Regions from separate parts of the Homo sapiens genome. Here region 1 is linked to region 2. The links are chromatin loops, found by intact Hi-C in ENCODE. Cell type or tissue: Caco-2. All regions are shown on one strand. Links, peaks and the distances in the headings refer to the core of each region. The heading gives the core; the rest is flanking DNA.

What was found. Hi-C counts contacts between places; a loop is a spot of excess contacts. Peaks named below come from ENCODE experiments on the same cell type or tissue, not always from the same donor. Only the 100,000 strongest peaks of a DNase experiment are listed, where the experiment ranks them.
Region 1: a loop joins it to region 2, with 3 times the contacts of the local background. A loop is called at or near these places in 1 of 110 quality-filtered maps.

Annotation. Positions count from the first base shown.
Region 1 is chr6:55,384,026-55,394,857 of GRCh38, forward strand. All of the region lies in intron 6 of GFRAL (GDNF family receptor alpha like), which reads left to right. Among named protein-coding and RNA genes, the nearest start is that of GFRAL, 62 kb to the left of the region's middle. In Caco-2, for the core only: no CTCF peak of the experiment used is centred there; no DNase peak of the experiment used is centred there.
Region 2 is chr6:55,313,877-55,324,708 of GRCh38, forward strand. No RefSeq gene overlaps it. Among named protein-coding and RNA genes, the nearest start is that of GFRAL, 8.2 kb to the right of the region's middle. In Caco-2, for the core only: no CTCF peak of the experiment used is centred there; DNase peaks (open chromatin) are centred at 6,265 and 6,605.

The sequences.
Region 1 (10,832 bases), core at 3,063-8,062, 69 kb after region 2:
AAGTCAATGGAACAAAAGATCTCACTCATAAGTGAGAGTTGAACAATGAGAACACATGGACACAGGGAGGGGAACATCACACACTGGGGCCTGTTGGGGGGTTGGGAGCTAGTGGAGGGATAGCATTAGGAGAAATACCTAATGTAGATGATGGGTTGATAGGTGCAGCAAACCACCATGGCACGTGTATATCTATGTAACAAACCTGCATGTTCTGCATGTGTATCCCAGAACTTAAAGTATATAAAAAAAACTCAAGAACTTCCATTTATCCCCACACAATAAAACATCCCCAGACTCAAGAGAAAGAGAAGCATTATTTTTTCTATTAATTAAAAATAAACTATTACTATATTCCAGAGGCATTAGTATCAAGATTATCATGTTATAAACATGAAAAAGTAGACTTGGATAACTGGAAGAATTCCCATTGGCCCCACAATTCTACTGTTTACATTTGATAACAACTGATGGGACAGATAAAAGTCAAGAGTCAGAAAACATCTGAACACTGAGTGTCATCACTTGATTTTCAGCATCAAGCACACTGTGTTTAGAAAGGAGTGAAGAATTTTTGCTTCGCACTGGGTAAAATTAGACTTGGAAGCAAAGAGCAACCAACAGATGTGTGTCAGGGAGAGATCAGCTGGATAAGGTTAGTTGTTTAACATCTAAGTCAAACCTGAACATATTTGAGTAAGTCATATTTTCCACAGTAACTTTTGCAACTTTAGAGGTTCTTTGGTCATGGCAGTTGGAATTTGCATCAGAACTTCGCAAATAGGAAAATCTCCCTTAAGTTCACTCTAGATTTTCCTAGATTTCTCCAAAAAGCAGCAAAAAAAAAAAAAAAAGTCAGACTCAGCTACGGAGTTAGCCTATGAGGAATGCTCCAACCTTGCTGATGGTATACTTGGGACTATCCTGGAAAGCATCAGTCTTTAGAATAGAGGTGGAGCCTATAGATGAGATCCACCTGTGCAATTAGCTTTACATTTGCTGTCACTTCTGATGGAAAGCACTAAGACAATCAGGTGTTTCCCTTTGAGCACACTACTACCTTCCTCAAAGAAACTACAGAAATAGTGAATGACTAATGACCAGAAGCATATCAAGAAAACATTACATTAATATTAATAGTATAAGAATCTGGACAAAGTCTTGAAAATAATTATCCCATTTGACCAGCTGTAAAGAATCTTCTCATGGATCTGCTTGCCACTTTATCTCCACATTGTAAAATGATGACATGGAGAAAACTGAAGCTATAAAAGATGTATCTTAAAAATGGAGATTTAATAAACATCTAAAGATACTGCTGTTGAAGCTACATTCTGACTACTAATGCTAGCTGACTTGTCTTTCGTTTGCTCGAGCTGCTGAGACCTAATTGACTGCTATGTGTCAGACATTGTTCTATTCATTTTATGTGGCTTAACTAATTTAATTTTTACAAGCAATATGTGAAGTAGGTGCTCTTTCTTTTACCCAAAAGAAAACAGAGGCGACTAAAAATTAGTAACTTGTCCAAGTCACAAAAAAAGACAATAGAGCCAGAATTTAAACATAGCTGTTTTTGGCACCAGAAGCTGTGATTTTATTCACCATAATATACTGCTCTCGTCTAATGATATAAATCTTATAATTGTCAATTGATTATAAATGTTACATTTCACAGGGAACACAGGAATATAATAAGAGACTATTTAAAAAGTTTGTTTGATGAGAGGCAATTTGTTGCAATATAAAGAAGAGCCTAAGAAGCCAGTTCTATCCCTACCTCCACCAGGTTGTGTAGAGGAAATTAGTTATCTTCTCCCTAGAGCTCAGGTTTCTCACATATTAAATTCTAGTAAAGATTTCAAAGAAATAGATGATCTCTGATATTAGATGTGTTCTGATAGTCTTGGATTAGGTAACTGAGGCTAAGTTCAGGGCCATTTAAGCAAACTCCAGACTGTGTATGTGGCCCCCTCTGGAGTGACTATTTATTTAATATTAAAAAGACAAGTAGCCCACCAATAACTTTCCTTTCCTAATACTATACTAAAATTTTAAGAAAGCCTGTATTATTTCTTTCTTTGCCCTTGAAAAAAGTACTTATTCTTTCAGAGAGCTAAATTGAGATTTGGGATAAAAGAGTTTTCTCTAGTTCCAGATTACCTTTTATTGCTTTGTTTTAAAAATTCTAAATAGCTAATAATGTGTCCATATTCAATAAACAATCATAATAAGGCACGTTTCTTTGCTTCTAGTACTTACGTGTTTGACTCTATAAAACTGCATATTTTTTTAGCAAGGAACACAATAATTTTCACCTAAGGGACATTCAAAAATATGATGTGGAACTTTTGTCATCTACAAATCCAGTATGTTGGTCATTATTTGCCACTTTGACCAGGCACTATTGTAAAAGTGTGTGAGTTTAAGTGAATGCGTGTCTGTTGGCTATGTTTTTGTAAGTATATGTGTATAGGGAATCTTTATCTGTTTTAATTTGGGCAACTTAAAATTAGATTACTGAGAGAGACCCAGCTTCCCCTCATCTCTCTCAAGATTTGACTAAGAGAGGCATCATATCTGGCTGCAACTTCTACCTTTGTTGGCTAAGATTTCAACCAGATACTCTAAGGAATTATCTGGAAGATTTTATCTTAGGACCTTTCAAAATTCAAAATTCCCTCAAGAGAAGAGACATGGAGGAGTAGTTCCTAAAGATGCAGCCCATTCCAGTGGAGACAAATGCTGGCTTTAGTTTCACCACTAGGTTTACTTGCACTCAAAAATTCCCAATAAAATCCAGCTGGTTTAAATTTTGTCTGCAGACCTGAAACACTGCATATTTGGCTAAGGCTTCCTATTTTGCAGTAAATGCTTCACAGGGCTATAATCTGGAAATACTGAAGTGTACAAACCCTCAACAGAAACAACAGGAGAACGGCTGTCTTCTACCTTCATTTTCTCCTAACTCTACTCTAAAGGCATAGGTGTTGTTAAGGAAGGGGAAAAATCCTTCATTGAACATGAAATGTTGTATGAATCATCATTTGACTACCTTTGTTGTTTGCTCAAAGCCAAAACATAAAGATTAAAGAGTTGCCATTGATGAGTGAGACAATTCACATTTTGGCATTACTAGAGAAGAAAGGAGCATTTAAGATCATGGAGGGAAATAAAACAACAAAACAATACTGTTGCAATTTGAACAATAACAGCCTTCAGTACATGAAATCATAGTATTATCTTTTCCATTTTCCACCCTTATATTTTCATTGGCTTCATACAATCCTCTTGTTGCCTATAATTGGGGATAGGGTTAGTGCCAAAGCTGCATAAAACAAGCAGCCTTTCCTTTATACTTTCTTTGCATCGTGATTGTGTATGTGAAGTCATAAAAATCATTTATTATGAGCATGTGTATTCTTGGCTTAAAGAGCCAAGTATTCTTGTGACAACAATATAATAGCATCAGATGTATTGCCATAAAACACCATATGTGGGCACTTAATAGTTACTGCCCTGGCACCTACATGCTGGGATATCATCTTAAAGAGGGACTCTTTAGAAAAAAAGAATGTTTGGTACTTAGACAAATAAAGCTCCTTGGATGAGATAGGTGAGCAATGAGTAGACATTTGTGAAGAATCCATTGATGATGGCAACGGTTCGTCTTCCATTAGTATCAGATTTTCTCAACCCATCTGCTGGAGTTCTTTTCATGGGTCCAAGAAAATCCTTTACAACATTGCAAACATCAATAAATATCTCTCAGGCTAAAAGTTGCAAGAATGTTTTAATGTCATATTTACAGCTAATAAGCTATAAAATGAGAACAACGTAATTTTCATTCTGTGCAACCATTACTCTTTGGAAAGCATTTATTTAGGGTATGTTGTACAAATCATTAGTAAACAAATTAGTTCTCAAACTAGATAAAAGAATGTAGAATGGATGAAAGCCACTGCATGGCACATGTGAGCCCTTGGTGGTGTTTCGAGCCTCTGTGACAGACACTGCTCCCCACTGTCTCTGTCCTTTCTTCTAGCAATGATTTCCCTTGGTTGCTGCTGAAGCTAGAGACTAAGCTTTCCCAAGCATCAATGCACTTCAAGTTTGCCATAACTCTGGGACTGATGTTCTACTTCTGCATTAGCACCTGAGTCAGGTGGCCAGACATTAACTGTAGACACATGCTAGTGTCTTTCAAAAAAAACTCAGTTGCAAAGGAGGCCAGAGTCCACTAGTTCCTGAGTGCATGTCTGCTTTAGTTAGGAGTGAAGGCGATCTGAAACAAGAAAAGCCACATAACTCTGTTTGCTGAGTTTTCTCAGAGGGCGACTCATCTTAGTGATACACTGCTGTGCGTCACTGGTGTCTGTGTAGGAAGATGCTACTCTTGATGTTTTGAGTTTCCAGGCCAGACATGATTCAATCCCTGAATCTCTATTCACTAGCTCTTTCTAGTATAACAGACAGTCTAAAACTTACAATGGTATTTTGTTGAAAGAACATATGGTAGCTATTACATTGAAAATGTACACTAAGCATATGTCTACAACCCTAATAGCTACTTCCAACACTTCTACACAACTGCTTCGACTCAGTCAATTTCTTTCACTGTTCTTTGGCCCAAACTGCCATTCCAGCACCCCTACCCTAAAATGGAAATATTATTCCTTTTAATTGCTTTTGTTATTTTAATACTGCCAGGTAGCTGAAAGGGAACTTTTGAGGTGGTAACATCTCTTACTGATCCAAATATGTTTTTCTTCAGTTGGTAAAACTGGCTTAGCAGTTACCGTCATTATGTCTGGTTCTTCTCTACCAGCTTATTTTTAAAGGAGTTTTCGTAAGAAACATAACTCCCCAACCTCTCCCTCTTCCTGTTCTTCCCCCAGCTCCCCTCACTAATTAAGTATTTCATTTCCACTAGCCCATTATAATGTTGTTTATGATCTGATTTCTCTTTCTCTTTTTCATTTCCAAAATCATGAGTTTTCCCCTTTCTACCAATGGTCTACATCCTGACTGTATAGATATATGCTTTACATGTTTTTGTTTTATTATTTTAAAAATTTTATGTTAAGTTCAGGGGTACATGTGCAGATTTGTTATACAGGTAGACTTATGTCATGGGGGTTTGTTATACAGATTATTTCATCACCCAGGTATTAAGCCTAGTACCCATTAGTTATTTTTCCTGATCCTCTCTCTCCTTTCACCCTCCACTCTTCAAAAGGTCCCAGCCAGCATGTGTTGTTCCCTCTATGTGTCTGACCATATATTGAAAGGGTATAGAAAAGTATTTGAAATTATGAAAGCCTAGTACTTATCTCTACTTTTCCCTTGCCCTATTAAATCAAAACGTACAGCAATAGAACCCAGAAATCTCTCATTGCTCCATAGGTAATACTAATGTGTAACCACTAGCAAAACATAATTTCTTACTTTAAAAAAAATAGCTCCTGTTGTATGTTTACCCTCTGCAAGTTACCTTACATGCCTTGCCTCATTTAATCCTCACAAAAAAACAGTAAATATTATTATCCTAAAATTTTCTAGGATAGAAAACTGGAGCATCAATGAGTCAGAAAAAAGAAGGAAAAACAAAAGTACAAATTTTAGAGCAAGGTCTTCAATCCATGATTGGAAGTCAAAGGCTGACCCCTTTCTACTATGCTACACTACTCCTCACTCCACTCTATTATCTATGTTTACTAGTATTTTTATTTCTAATTCTCATTATGTATTTGTGTGTATATGTAAAGTGACAAATCAGCTGGAAAATCCACATTTACAAAAGGTGCTAATACCTCATATGGTAATGCAGTACTGTAAGATGTTTATGAATAAAAGGAATGTGGCCCTGACTGACGTGGAATAATTTAAATCTCAGTAGAGATAATGATGCTGCATCCCATACTTACTTTTGAGAATATGGTGGACTTTAAAATAACACTGCTGCATAATAAATAAGGAGTGACTGCAATTAATGCATACCTCACTGCCTAAGGTTTCCCAAAAGAGAAGGGAAAGCCTTCCTATTTCCAAGGTGGGAATGTTCTTCAACGCTCTCCTGACCTTTCTCCAGTTTCCTCCTTTCTCACCTTTCTTTAAACCCTTTTCACTTTTTCTTCTCTTTTCACCTGCAAGTCTATTGACAGGTAAGTGAGAGAAGAGAAAAGAAAAAGCTAGTATTTATTAAGCACCTGCAATCTGTCAAAAATTTTCATTAGTGGTATATTATAACCCCCCTGAATTAGCTTTTGCTATGTTATACACTAACATGCAATTGTCAAATTTCAGTGGCATACAAAAACAAAGATTGATTTCTAGGTCATGCCACATGTAGGCAGCTGGGTTCTGCTTCCCATTTCTAGACTCAGGCTGAAGGCACAGTTGCCATTGGGAACATGCCATTTTTATGGAAAAGATAAAAACAAGCAACAAGATCACTCTTAAATATCTGCATGAATATAATATATGTCCTTTCTTTCTTACATTTTTGACAAATGCAAGTCAAAGTGAGCCCAATATCAGTGGAGTAGTAAATATTGACCTCCCATAGAAAGTAGTGCTCTAGGCCAGGCGTGGTGGCTCACACCTGTAATCCCAGCACTTTGGGAGACCAAGGCGGGCGGATCACGAGGTCAGCAGTTTGAGACCAGCCTGACCAACATGGTGAAACCCCGTCTCTACTAAAAATACAAAAATCAGCCAGGCATGGTGGCGAGCGCCTGTAATCCCAGCTACTCAGGAGGCTGAGGCAGGAGAATCACTTGAACCTGGGAGGCAGAGATTGCAGTGAGCCAAGATCGCGCCATTGCACTCCAGCCTCGGCGACAGAGCGAGACTCCATCTCACACACATACACACACACACACACACACACACACACACACACACACAAGTAGTGGTCTAACTCACAGGGCATTGGATGGTGCATGCATATATTTTTACAGCAAAATAGAAGTGAATCTTTATAAAAAAATATAATCTATCGCAATACCCTTTTTATATAGGGGAAACATGAGGCTCAGAGGTTAAATTAACTGTCCAAGAGTAGTGCATCTAGTGGACGACTCATTTAAGATTGTAGTCAAGTTTTTTCTAATTCTACAGCCACTGTTCTTGGATTTGCATAGCCAAGTTGAAGAGAGGGGAGACAGACTTAGTTCTCTCTTCTATTATTTTTTAATCTTTCATTCCAAATATTTTCTAAAACATCACGTCACCTTAAGGATCTAGGAATAATCTTTGATTTAATCCTCTTCATTTTTTCATATTAAATAAAACTCTACATTGTCTAATGCTTAATAATGATACAATTTTTTGAGCACTTAACTTGTGCCAAACACTATTTCAAACTCTCTTCACATACTGTTTTATTTAATTTTGAACCATAAGTTTTGTGGTAGGCATCATATCACTTTAAAGACAAAGGGCTACACATAGTGGCTCATCCATGTAATCCTAGAGCTTTGGGAGGCCAAGGTAAGAGGATTGCTTGAGGCCGGGAGTTTGAGGCCAGCCTGGGCAATAATAGCAAGGCCTTGTCTCTAGAAAAAATAAAAATTAGTAGGGCATGGTGACATGCCCCTGTAGTCCTAGCTACTCAGGAGGCTGAGACAGGAGGATTGCTTGAGCCCAGGAGTTCAAAGTTGCAGTGAAGTATGATTGTGTAACCTGGGCAACAAAGCAAGAACTTATCTCAATAAAAAAGGATAAAAACATTGAGGAAAAAATCTCAATAACTTGCCTAAAATGACTGACTGGGAGTGAAGTAGAGCTGGTTTTTAATCCATATCTGATGTTAACACTTGTGCTTCTATGCTCTGCATCATTCTGCTTTCTAATGAAAATCTCTGTTTTAAATATATCCTACACTTCTCTCTTCTCGTCTCCAGCTTCTATTGCCTATGTTTAGTTTTTATCTTGTTAAGCCTAAATTTCTGCTGTTGCTTTCTAGTTAGATTTCACTCATGAAACCAACCTATATACCAAGACTAGACTAATTCTTAAACTCTGCCTTGATCACTTTTGTGTGCAGAAGACATTCATTGCTCTCCCTTCTTCCTACTTTCATCCTTCCCTCATATAAACTCCTTCATCTGATTTCCAAGGACACCCAGAGTGCAAATTATTCTTATTTCCCACTAGTCCTCAAAGTGTACCATTTACCTGGTTGTCCCTTATTGATTCAACCTTGCTTTATTTACATTTTTCCCCTTACTGGAAACTAGATCAAGAACTTTACGGGAGCAAGGTCATGCATCATTTTATGAATATCTCTCCATATTGATTGTCATTATGCTAGCTTTGAAGTAGGAAGTAATTACTTACATAGGTAACCTTTACTTGGGTCCAAATATGGTGCTTTTCATCACATTGTTATGTGGACATTTACAGGTAACTAGGAATAAATGATCCATGAATTCATTTCTGGTTCTGCTGTAATGGGTCTCCTGAATAGACAGCAGATTCTAAATTCTCCATATCTCATGGGGACATGTTGGGAAATTGAAGAATGCCAGATTAACTGGCAGCAAAAGTGGGATTGATGTTGCATCACATCGCCCTCTCTAAGCAACAATAAGAATAGCACTTGAAAGGTCAGGCATCTTTCAAACCTCAGGGTGAAAAGTTTGCTTGAACACATGGACAAATAGAGGGGAACAACACACTTGGGGGCCTGCTAGAGGGTGGAGGGTGGGAGGAGGGAGAGGATTAAAAAAATAACTAATGGATACTAGGTTTAATACCTGGGCGATAAAATAATTTGCACAACAAACTTCCATGACACAAGTTCACCTATGTAACAAACCTACACATGTACCCTTGAACTTAAAAATTAAACAAAATAGAATAACATAATATAAAATAAATAACTGAAAAAGAAAAAAGGAAAGAAAAATTTGCTTGGCTCCCAGAAAAACATATGAAGAGAAATTGTCGTACATAGCGTTTGCATATACGTGTGTCTAGTAGAGGTAAGGATTATAAATTAGTACTTACATTTATCAACACACAATGTTTTCAGTGTGGTGTTCTCTTGCCTTCCATTGACTAAGCAAAAATAAAGATCCTCAATGAACATCTTATGCCTGCACACATTTTATAAATCCTTGCCATTTAATCACATATATCCATGTTTTCCAATTTGTTTTCCTGGATTCTAAAATATATCCCCTGGAGAAAGTAAATTTAGGTAATGTATGCCACTATATTATGTCAAAAAAACTGAAAATTACTTGCAACTAAAATGCATATATTACATCTAACCCAAAATTTTCTAAAGTCATTTACTTATGGGATCTTTTGTTTGCCTAACCCATAAAAGTATTCTGTAGAACCAGTGTTTTATGGAACATAATTCTAAAAACTCTGCCTCTTCTAAAAAAGACGTTGAATTTACTGTGTCCCCTTGAAAATAGAGAATGACAGATGGTTCTACTTGAGTAAAATGGCCTGAGAAAATCTTTCCCAGAAGGTGGTCTTTAGGCAGACACCTGAAGAAAGAGAAGGAGTCTGTTCTAGGAAGAGGCAATAGCAAGGGTTGAGTGCTCCAGCAGTAAAGAAAATGTTTAATGTGTTTGGCAAACTAAAAGGAAGTAAGAGAAAGAGGAAGGAAGGAAAAGAGGCAAGGGGGGAGGAAAGAAGCCTCTTGGTGGCTGGAATGAAATGGGCAAAGACGAGATTTAATATACCAAAGAGATTGCTAGAGTTTAGATCATGTGGGACTTCCTAGACATGATAGAGGCTTTAGGATTTCATTTAAGTTCAGTGAGAGGCTATTTAAAGATTTGAAGTAGGGGAAATTAATGATTTCATTTGGATGTTTAATAGATAATCCTGATTGCTTTCCTTGTAGTCAGGCAGAAGTGAAAACAGGAAAAAAGTTGAGATTACTGGGGGTATTTATTGAAGCACCTATGCTGGAATATGATGATCACTTTAGCTAGTTCAGTGCAGTTTGCAATGAGGAAGAATAAAGATACCTATTTATGTAAAATCAACAAGACAAACTGGCTAATGGGATATACGATTGAAAGAAGGGAAAAAATCTAGGATAATTTCCAGATTACCTGAATAATATAGATGGGCCATTTCATTTACTGAGATGAGAAACACAGTGAGAGAAGTAAGTATAGTAAGAGGAAACCTACATTTAGTTTAGAACTTGTTAAATATGAGATGGTTATAAGATATGCAAGCAAAAATATCAAGAAGGTAGCTTGAAATGAATCTGTAGTTTACTTAAAATCATTGGAAAACTGAGATCACTCAGTAAGATTATTAGGTTTCTTCTTACTTAAGGGGAGGGGCAGGACTGAATCTTATTAAAGGGAAGGGCCAGGACTGAACTCCAGCCTTTAGAAGTTGAAGACAGCAGAAGAAGCCAGTGAAGAAGAATATTTGAAATGACCAAGTAGGCCTTAGCTGATCTTGAAATAATAATTTCAGTGGACTAGTGAAGCAAAAACCTGTTTGGAAATGTAAAGTGAAATGGGTTGAGGATCAGAGACAATTATCAAGACAACTATTTCAAGACATTTGGCTATTGAAGGATAGTCAGAAAAGGTGGAAGGTAGTTGTCATATTGACAGTTTAATGCAGTAGTGTGGGATCTTTTCAAGATGGCTTGAAAATGTACTAATGAGAAAGGAGGGAGAACTAGAGGTAACAAAATGGTTCCTGAGTCGTCAGCTTTTAAGTGGTCTTTGGGTAATGACTGCAAAGACATCAAATCTGGTGTATTTTCACACCACATTCAACAATACTGAAAAATTACACGTGGATCACTTTTTAAAAAATCTCCACTGTCTATTAAT
Region 2 (10,832 bases), core at 3,928-8,927:
GAGTTCATGTCCTTTGTAGGGACATGGATGAAATTGGAAATCATCATTCTCAGTAAACTATTGTAAGAACAAAAAACCAAACACCGCATATGCTCACTCATAGGTGGGAATTGAACAATGAGAACACATGGACACAGGAAGGGGAACATCACACTCTGGGGACTGTTGGGTGGGGGGAGGGGGGAGGGATAGCCTTAGGAAATATACCTAATTATAAATGACGAGTTAATGGGTGCAGCACAGCAGCATGGCACATGTATGCATATGTAACTAACCTGCACATTGTGCACATGTACCCTAAAACTTAAAGTATAATAATAATAAAATAAAAAAATAAAGAATAGAATAAATAAAAACAAAAATAAATAAAAAATAAAAAGAAATCTCTGCTCATATCCAGGCCATGATGGTTTCCCCCTGTGTTTTCTTCAAGTAGTTTTATAGCTTCAAGTCTTATGTTATATTAAGTCTTTAATCCATTTTGAGGTGATTCTTGTACAAAGGCTGAAGTAAGGGTTCATTTTGATTCTTCTGTGTGTGTGTATCCAGTTTTCCCAACACCATTTATTGAGAAGTCTGTCATTTCCCCATGGTGTGATCTTGTTACCTTTATGAAAATTTAATTGACCATAGGTGTATGGGTTTATTTCTGGGCTTTCTATCATATTCCATTGATTGATATGTCTGGTTTTATGCCAGTACTATGCTGCTTTGATTACTGTGGATTTGTAATGTAATTTAATGTCTGAGAGTGTGAAGCCTGCAGCATTATTTTTTCTCAAGATTGTTATCTGTGGCTATTTGTAGTCTTTTGTGGTTTCATATATATTTTACAATTTTTTATTTCTGTGAAAAATGCATTGGAATTTTCATATGGATTACATTTAATCCGCTTTGGGTAGTATGACCATTTTAACAATATTAATTGTTCTAATCCATGAGCATGGGCTAGCTTTTCATTTATTTGTGTCATCTTCAGGTTTTTTCAACAATGTTTTATAGTTTTAGTATATGGATCTTTCACTTCCTTGGTTAAATTTAGTCCTAAGTGTGTGTGTGTGTGTGTGTGTGTGTGTGTTTGTGTGTATGTGTGTGTGCATCAACTAACCATAGTCATGTGGGTTTATTTCTGGGCTTTCTATCATGTTCCATTGATTACTTCTAAGTGAATGAGTGTGTGTGTGTGTGTGTGTGTGTGTGTTTAAGATACTGTTGTAATTTTAAAATTTCTTTCTCAGGTTGTATGTTGTTAGTGTACAGAAATAATATTAATTTTGTAAGTTGATTTTGTATTCTGCAAATTCACTAAATTTGTTAATTTGTTTTAACAATTTTTTGGGTGTAGTCTTACAGGGTTTTCTATATATAAGATCATGTCATCAGTAAACAATTTCATTTATTCTTTTCCTATTTGGATGCTTTTTATTCTTACCCAATTGTTTTGACTAGGACCTCCAGTACTATGTTGAACATAATTGATGAAAGCAGACATCCTTGTCTTGCTCCTGATCCAAAAGCCTTTAACTTTTCACCACTGAGTATGATGTTCACTGTAGGCTTGTTATATATGGTCTTTGTTGTGCTGAGAAACATTCCTTCTATAACTGATTTTCAAAAGTTTATCATGAAAGGATGTTAAATTATTTCAAATGTTTTTTCTTCATCTATTGAGGTGATTATATTGTTTTTATTCTTCATTCTGTTACTATGGTGAATCATATTTTTAATTGTTTTTTACTTGCATAAATTTATTTTGTGATAGGTAGAAAAGCACATCTGCAGACCTAGAAGCAGAGTGAATCTAAAAAATATTATTTATAATTATTATGAGTACACAATAGGTATATATTTTCATGGGGTACATTCAATGTTCTGATACAGGCATATGATGTGTAATAATCACATCAGGGTATTTGGAGTATTCATTACCTCAAGCATTTATCATTTCTTTGTGTTAGGGAATTTCAGTTTCATTCTTCTAGTTATTTAAAATATACAATGAATTATTATTGACTGTAGTCACCCTGTTGTGCTATCAAATAGTATGTCTTATTCATTTTATTTAACTATATTTTTGCACCCATTAACAATCCCCACTTGATTTGAATATGGTAAGCCATTCTTGCATCCTAGGAATAAATTCCATTTGACCATGGTGAATGATCCTTTTAATGTACTGTTGAATATAGTTTTTGGTATTTTGTTGAGGATTTTTGCATCCATGTTCATCAGCGATATTGGCCTGTAATTTGCTTTTCCGGTAGTTTCTTGTTTTTTTATTATACTTTAAGTTTTAGGGTACATGTGCACAACGTGCAGGTTAGTTACATATATATACATGTGCCATATTGGTGTGCTGCACCCATTAACTCATCATTTAACATTATGGAAAATCTCCTAATGCTATCCCTCCCCGCTCCCCCCACCCCACAACAGGCCCCGGTGTGTGATGTTCGCCTTCCTGTGTCCATGTGTTCTCATTGTTCAATTCCCACCTATGAGTGAAAACACACGGTGTTTCTTAGTCTGGCTTTGGTCTCAGGCTAATGTTGGCCTTACAAAATGATTGTGGAAATATTTCCTTCTCTTCAATTTTTTGAAGAAGTTTGAAAATAATTATTACCAGTTCTTCTATAAATGTTGGGTAGAATTCATTTATGAAAATATCTTTTCCTGGGTTTTCCTTGATGGCGGACTTTTCATTACTGATTTAATTTCCTTGCTCATTACTGTTCCATTTATATTCCTCATGATTTGATCTTGGAAGGTTATGTATCGAAGCCTTTATCTATTTCCTCTCCATCGTCCAATTTGTTTGCATGCAATTGTTCGTAGTGGTCTCATAAGATCCTTTGTATTTTTGTACTATCAATTGTGATATCTTTTTTCATTTCTGCTTTAGTTTACTTGAACCACCTGTATTTTCTCGTGGTTAATTTAGCTAAGGATTGTCAATTTTGTTTGTCTTTTTGGAAGACCAACGCTTAGCTTTACTGATCTCTTGTATTGTTTTTCTAATTTCTATTTCATTGATTTTTGCTCTGAAATGTTTCCTTTCTTCCACTAACTTTAGGCTTAGATTGTTCTTCTTTTACTAATTCATTGAGGAGTAACATTAAGTTGTTTATTTAAGATCTCTCTCTCCTTCTCTCACTCTCTCTTTTGATGTAGGCATTTAGTGTTACAAACTTTCCTCTTAGAACTGCTTTTGCTGAATCCTGTAAGTTTTAATATGTTGTTTCCATTTTCATTTTTCTCTAAATATTTTTAAAATTAATTTTTGAATTTCCTCTTTGACTCAATAGTTTTTCAGGAGCATGTTGTTTAATTTGCATATACTTGTTAATTTTTCTTGGTTTCTCCTGTTATTGATCTATAGCTTTATATCATTGTGATTGAGAAAGATACTTGATATAATGTTGATCTTCTGACACTTGTTAAGATGTTTTGTGGTCTATCAATTGATTTATCCTAGTGAATGTTACATGTATACTTGAGAAAAATGTATATTTTGTTGCTGTTGGATGAAATGTTCTGTATAGGTCTATTAACTCCATTGGTATACGTATAGTTCAAGTCATATTTTGTTATTAAAAATTTTTTGTCTAGATAATAGTTCTGTTGTTGGAAGTGGGATATTAAAATTATTTACTATTATTGTGCTGCATTTATGTCTCTTTTCAGAACTCTTAATCTTTGATTTATATATTTAGGTGCTTCAGTGTTGGGTGCATATATATTTACAATTGTTATATTATCTTGATGCACTGATCTTTTTATTATAATATACTGACCTTCTTTATCTCTTTTTACAGTTTTTTTTAACCTAAAGTTTATTTGGTGTGAAATAAGTATAGCCACCCCTGCTCTGTTTTATTTGCCTGGAATATCATTTTCCATCACTTCATTTTCAACCTGTAAGTTTCCTTTAAGGTAAGGTGAGTCTTCTGTAGGCCCATATAGTTGGATCTTGTTTGGTATGTATCATGGTACTGTATGCCTTTTGACTACAGAATCTAATCCATTAAACTTTAAAGTAATTATTGATAGATGAGAGGTTGCTACTTCCATTTTATTGTTTTCAAGTTGTTTTCTAGATCCTACATTTTTTTTCTTATATCTTGCTTTCTTTACTTGTGATTTGATTGCTTTTTGCAGGGATATATTTTGAATTTTTTAAAATATTTTGTGTATCTATTATAGGCTCATGCTTTGTGGTTACATAAATCATCTTATACCTATAACAAGCTATGCCAAGTTGATAACAACTTAAGTTTGATCACTTACACAAAGGCTACACTTTTACTCTCCTCCTTCTAAATTTTATGTTTTTGATGTCATTCTTTACATCTTTTTATAATATGCATACTTAACAAACTACTGTAGCTGTAGTTGCTTTTAAGAATTTTGCCTTTTAACCCTTATACTAGAGAAATCCTTGATTTGTTCACCATCATTACAATATTAGAATGTTTTGGAATTGAAAAATGCCATTAATTTTACCAGTGCGTTTTATACTTTCATATGTTTTCATGTTTCTATTTTGAATCCTTTTCCTTCAGCTTGAAGAACTCCCTTTAGCATTTCTTATAACGCAGGTCTAATGGTGAGAAACTCAGCCTTTGTTACTCTGAGAAAGTCTTTAACATCCCTCATTATTTAAAGACAGGTTTGCTAGGTATACTATTCTTGATTGGCAGGTTTTTTTCTTTTAGAATTTTGAATATATTATCCCACTCCCTTGAGCTTTCAAGGTTAATGCTGAGAAATTTGCTGATAGTTTTATCAGGGTTCTCTTATATGTGACAATTCAATTCTCCCTTGCTGCTTTCCATACTCTAAGTTTTGACAGTTTTGTTATGATGTGCCTTGGTGTGAGTTTCTTTTCCTTTTTTAAATTTTAGATTCAGAGGGTACATGTGCAGATTTGCTGCAAGGACATATTGTGTGGCGTTGGGCTTCTGTTGATCCCACCACTCAAGTGGTGAACATAGTATCTAGTAGGAAGTTTTTTGTTTTTTTGTTTTTTTTTTAGCTCTTAGACCCTTCTTTTTCCCTTTTTGGAAGATGCAGTGTCAATTGTTTCTATATTTATGTCTGTGTGTACCCAATATTTAGTTCCTACTTATGTGAAAGAACATGCAATATTTGGTTTTCTGTTTCCGTGTTAATTTGCATAGGATAATATTTTCCAGTAGTCTGTCCATGTTGCTGAAAAAGACATGAGTTTGTTCTTTTTTATGGCTTCACAGTATTTCATGATGTATATGTACTTGGTGTGGATTTATCCGGATTCATTTTATTTGGTATTCTTTGGGATTCCTGTATCTGGCTTTCTATTTTCTTCCCCAGTACTGGGAAATTTTCTGCCATTATTTTTTGAATATGTTCTGTGCTTGTCTCTCTCTCCTCCTTCTGAACACCTATAATGTATATATTGCTCTGATTGAGGGTGTCAGTATGTCTCTTAAGATGTGTTCATTCTTTTTCATTCTTTTTCCTTTTTGCTGCTTAGATTGGATGATTTCCAGTGACTTGTCTTTGAGTTCATTGATATTTTCTTCTGCTTAATCTCATTTGTGGGTGAACCTTTCTGTCAATTTTTTCAGTTTAGTTTAATATTCCTCAGCTCTAAGATTTGATTGATACTTTCATATACTTTCTCTTTGTTAAAGTTCTCTGTTTTTGCATTTCTCTCTGGACCTTAGTGACAGTCTTTATAATCATTATTTTAAATTCTCTATTGGGTAAATTACATCTCTTCTATTCACTTGGGTCAATTTCTGAACATTTATTTTGCTCTTTATTTGGAATATATATTTCTTGTTTCTTTAGTTTCCTTGACTCTGTGTTGTTTACTGCACATTAGATAAGACAGCTGCCTTTCCCAGTCTTATCAAACAGGACCTGTGTAGAAGAAAAATATCACTAGTCCATTTGACAAAAAATTTTAATGTGCCTCTCAAAGCTTTGTTTGTCCAGGCCACTGTTTCTGTTATTGGTGGCTCCCAGGAGATTGGGATATGCCATGTCCTATCAATACTCTGTGAACTATAAGATAGAGGCCAGACTTTCAAAATGTAGCCAGAAAAATGTCAAGTATTAGATGTGTGGTCCAGTTCCTTCTATCCTCATGTTGAAATTGGGTGCAGGTGTTACTTCTCCACTCTCTCTGCATGAAGCCAGGGAGAGGTACTATGGAAACTGCCTGTATTTGTGTTCAGGCCACACTTTTTGATTCTGGGAAGATAGCTTTGGGAGTGGGGCCACTGTTTGTCTACATCTTTGTTATCTGTGATCTAGAGTAAGTTAGGAATGCAAAGCTCCACCACTCCCAAGCTTAGGCTGTTAAGAATTCAGTCCTTTGGGTGGGAGCTGTAGAAGTTGTGACACTTAATTGTGAACAAACTCTTTTCAAGAAGAATAGGTAGGCTATAAAATAATAGAAGAAATGAATAGAGCTATAGAAGTTGTGACACTTGGTATGTGAACAAACTCCTTTTAGGAAAAATAGGCTGGGGACAAGCCAAGTTCTGCTTAGTCTACCTGAGAGCTACTATTAGTCTGTCTTGTTAGCTCCCTGATGCAAGCTGGAGGTTAAGCTATGTAGTTGTCACTGGATGAGTGTGCAGTAAGCTGCTAGAGAAAAAAAAAAAAAGGAGCTGTGCATTCTAGCCCCTGTTCTCCACTGCTCCCAAGAGATATAGTTCCTGGAAGAGTTTGCATGCCTGTTTAAAACCACCTCTTTGTTCTGTGATCTAGGGAGACTTGTATATGCCTAGTCTCTTCTGCTCTTAGAGCCAGGAGTTTTGGGATATAGTATTTCTGGTAAATGCTGTAAAAGGGCATTTTGTGGGTGAACACACTCCTTCCAGGGAGAATTGGGAGAGCTGGGATTATTGCTGAGTTGAGCTGGAGGAAGTCTCAGGAAGTGTTAAGCTGCTGCTCAGGCTGTTAGAGAGCTACTTTTTGCTTGCCCCTTTAACTCTCAGATGCGTTAGTTAGAAACCAGACTGTCAAGTAGCCGCTAGGGGAGTATGCTGTAAACCTCTTCCAGGGAGAACCAGGTAGTGGTATTTTTGAGTCCTGTCTCTGTACTAATTCTACTAATTCACAGTGTTAAAGCACCTGAAAAAGTGCTTGCACACACATATAAAACTGCCACTGTTTTCCTGTGGTCTAAATAAACTTGTGTATGTCTAATTCTCTCTAACTCCCAGAGTTGGTGAATTAAGAGCCAAACTGTTGGGCATCTTATAATTGGGGTGCCATATGTAAGGTCCCAATCCTCTCCACAGGGAGAATCTGAGTGTTAGTGATTCCAGTTATATGGTGAAGTACCTGGAAGGGGTCCATGCTCAAGTATGCCTCAGATTTGTCTACCCATTTGAAGTGCATGTTTGGGTTTTTATTTTGCTTTTGATGTGTTTTTTTTTGTCTTTTTTTTTGAGACAGAGTCTCATTCTGTTGTAAAGGCTAGAGTGCAGTGGCACAATCTTGGCTCACTGCAGCCTCTGCCTCCCTGGTTCAAGTGATTCTCCTGCCTCAGCCTCCCGAGTAGCTGTGACTACAGATGCGTACCACCATTCCCAGCTAATTTTTGTATTTTTGGTAGAGACAGGGTTTCATCATGTTATCCAGGCTGGTCTCAAACTCCTGGACTCAAATAATCCACCAGCCTTGGCCTCCCAAAGTGCTGGGATTAAAGGCATGAGCCACTGCGCCCGGCCATGCATGTTTTCTTTCTTGCCTGGTAGGCAGGAATCTCTCAACTTATTTCTGACTTTCTCTCACAGGGAATTAATTGAGATGTTCATTCTGTGCATTTGTGAGTATTGGGAGTGCCAGGAGCTTCCTATTCTGCCATGTTGCTGACATCAGTCTAAGGAAAACAGTTTAAAGAAAGTTCATCAAAAAGTAACAGTAGACACATCTGGGTGTCTTAAATATGAATACATTTCTTTCTTTCTTTCTTTCTTTCTTTCTTTCTTTCTTTCTTTCCTTCTTTTCTTTCTTCCTTTCCTTCTCTTTATTTCTTTCCTTCTTTTTCTTTCTTTCTTTTTTTTTTTTTTTTTTTTTTTTGGAATTTTGCTCTTGTCGCCCAGGCTGGAGTGCAATGGCACAATCTCGGCTCACTGCGACCTCCGCCTCCTGGGTTCAAGTGATTCTCCTGCCTCAGCCTCCCGAGTAGCTGGGGTTACAGGCATGTGCCACCATGCCCCGCTACCTGCTAATTTTTGTATTTTTAGTAGAGACAGGGTTTCACCATGTTGGCCAGGCTGGTCTCAAACTCCTGAGCTCAGGTGAGCCACCTGCCTTGGCCTCCCAGAGTGCTGGGATTACAGGCGTGAGCCACTGCACCTGGCTACTTTTATTTCTTATATTTTTCAAATGCTATATATATAAGTATCAAAACTTTACAATGTAAAAACTATTTTGAAAAGGAAAAGATCATTATAACAGTTATAGATCTGTTTTCAGTAGCCTTAGCAACTTATTAACAATCCTTTTATGTTCCTGTCGGACATCTCCCCCCATGGAATGTCCAAAGCCCCTTTCCAATGCACCATTGAGAGAACTGGCCTTACAAAATTGCCCTATCTGGAATTCAGCAGGACCATACACTACCCCCATTCAGTCGTCTCTCTGAAAGACAATGTTGGCAGTGTCTGGCCACAATTCAAAGGTTACTATCTCCTATTTTTAAAAAAAGGACTAGAACATATAAATTTGAATACAAATGTATAATGTTTTGAGGTGATCTGGTAAGATGTTGGTCTTCCTTCATTTAGTAATAACCTCGCTGGATCAACAGGTACATAACATCTTTTCACGGTGATAATTGGAATGTGCACTAGACTCTAGCAGTTACATAAAATGGGAAACAGAGAGTAGCAAACGAGTTATAAGGAATTTAAAGGCGTTATGAATGCTTTTTAATAGTTGGTCTTAACTATGGTCTTAGAGATGTAATAAATTTCTGAAAATCAGACCCAACTAATAGAGTAACACGACCATCACCAAAACACAACCATGGAGACTTACTCAATTTTAGCTGAAAGGGGATAGCACTGTCTCAGCCAAATTGGACTGATATGATTGAGTATATTAATTTACCCAAAAAAGAAAGAAAATGACATATACCTCCTTATCATGAAGAGGGCTACATGGGGTTTATTCTAACCTGATGCCATTAAATATTCAGGTTATATAGAATGAATTATGGAACTAATCCTCTTTAAATATTTTCACCCACCAATTTTATGTTAGCATACCTACATTAAGATACTGGCTAGCATTTAGCTTTTTTTATAAGTAAATAAATTGGCAATATCATTAACACTTCCATCAATATCATTGTTTAAAGCATAAATAATAAATGAGTCCATTCTTTATTTCCTACTAGACTGAGGGCCAGAACTTAATAATAATCCTCTAAGGCAATCTTATTTTTTGGAGCTGTTTTAGTTCTCTTGAAGACAGGCAGCGTATCTTCCCAAATGATGACATGAGCCAAAGGAATGGCTGTTTAATTAAAATTTTTAACTTCATCAATGGATTGAATGATTTTGTATAAAGAGTATTGAACTGTGAGTCTTGTGCCTTGATAAATGGTGACAACCAACACCAAGTAACGCAAAACAAAAGTAAGAATTCATTCCTCCTTCTCAACCCGCCCACCATCTCAAATGGTTGCCAGATCCTGTAAATTTTAAATTCTGAAATTTCTTGGACCTACCATTTTCTCTGCATCATTACTACTTTTAGTTCAGCCCTTGTCATTCTCCCCTAAACTACTGACATAGCTTTGTGACAGGCAATTTACCTTGTTTCCAAACCATCTTCCATAGCATTGCATAAGCAATTTTTCAAAACCCAACCAGGTTACTCTGTTCTGGAACTCACCAAAAGCCTCTCTTTCTTCTGTTAAACTCTAGTCTTCTTGGTAAAGCATAAAAGGCCACCCATAATTAGCACTTATCTTTTCCTCTTCATCCACTGAGTCTCAGTAACGTTAGTCCATCTGAACTCCGCAGAACAAACCTCAGAGTCTTGGCTCCTTGTGGTTTCTCAGCTTCTCCCAGTTTTGGCGGCCTTGTCCCTCCATGCCTGGCCACATCTCATCAGGTTGTGAGTGAGGAGCTTGATGGGCAAGTTATGGTGAGGTGATTAAGTATACCTAATTATTATTATTTTTTTTGGTGAGGTCTTCCAATAAAAAAAGCAAGAGTTTTTTTGTTGTTGTTGTTTAATTTCTCCAAAAATTACTGCTTCATGTCTGCTTTTATTACTTGGCATCTTAGAACTCTGTTTACAGGTCTTTTAGCCAAGAAACTCATGACCATATGTATGTATTCTTTTCAGAATGTCAATTTTAGGTTGGCTAGAGCTGAACAGACTCCTCCAGACAGTAGCATGCTACAAAAGTTTTAAGTAGACAAATATAGTGGTAATGCAAAGGTGATTGGAGGAAGTCGAATGTCACTGAACAAAAGCTTTAAACAACTTTATGTTCCAAAAAGAAGTGCCCTTGAATATGAAGTTTTTTTCACTGATTTATCATAGAGTTTTATTTAACAATTTTTCTTTTTTCGCTTTTATATGTAGCTTAATTTGCATTCTAGTTTATCCAATTCATGCAACTAGTGTCTGTCCCTCATTTTTGTTTTTGTAGAGTCTTTGATACAAAAGTCTTTTAGTAAATATTACATGTCTTTTGCCAAGGTGTGAGGTCTAGTGCATTTAACTGTCATGAGAATGATACGTTAGCTAAAACAAAATTTATCAAAAAGCAATTACATAAATTTAGGGAATTTTGAATGGGAATTTCA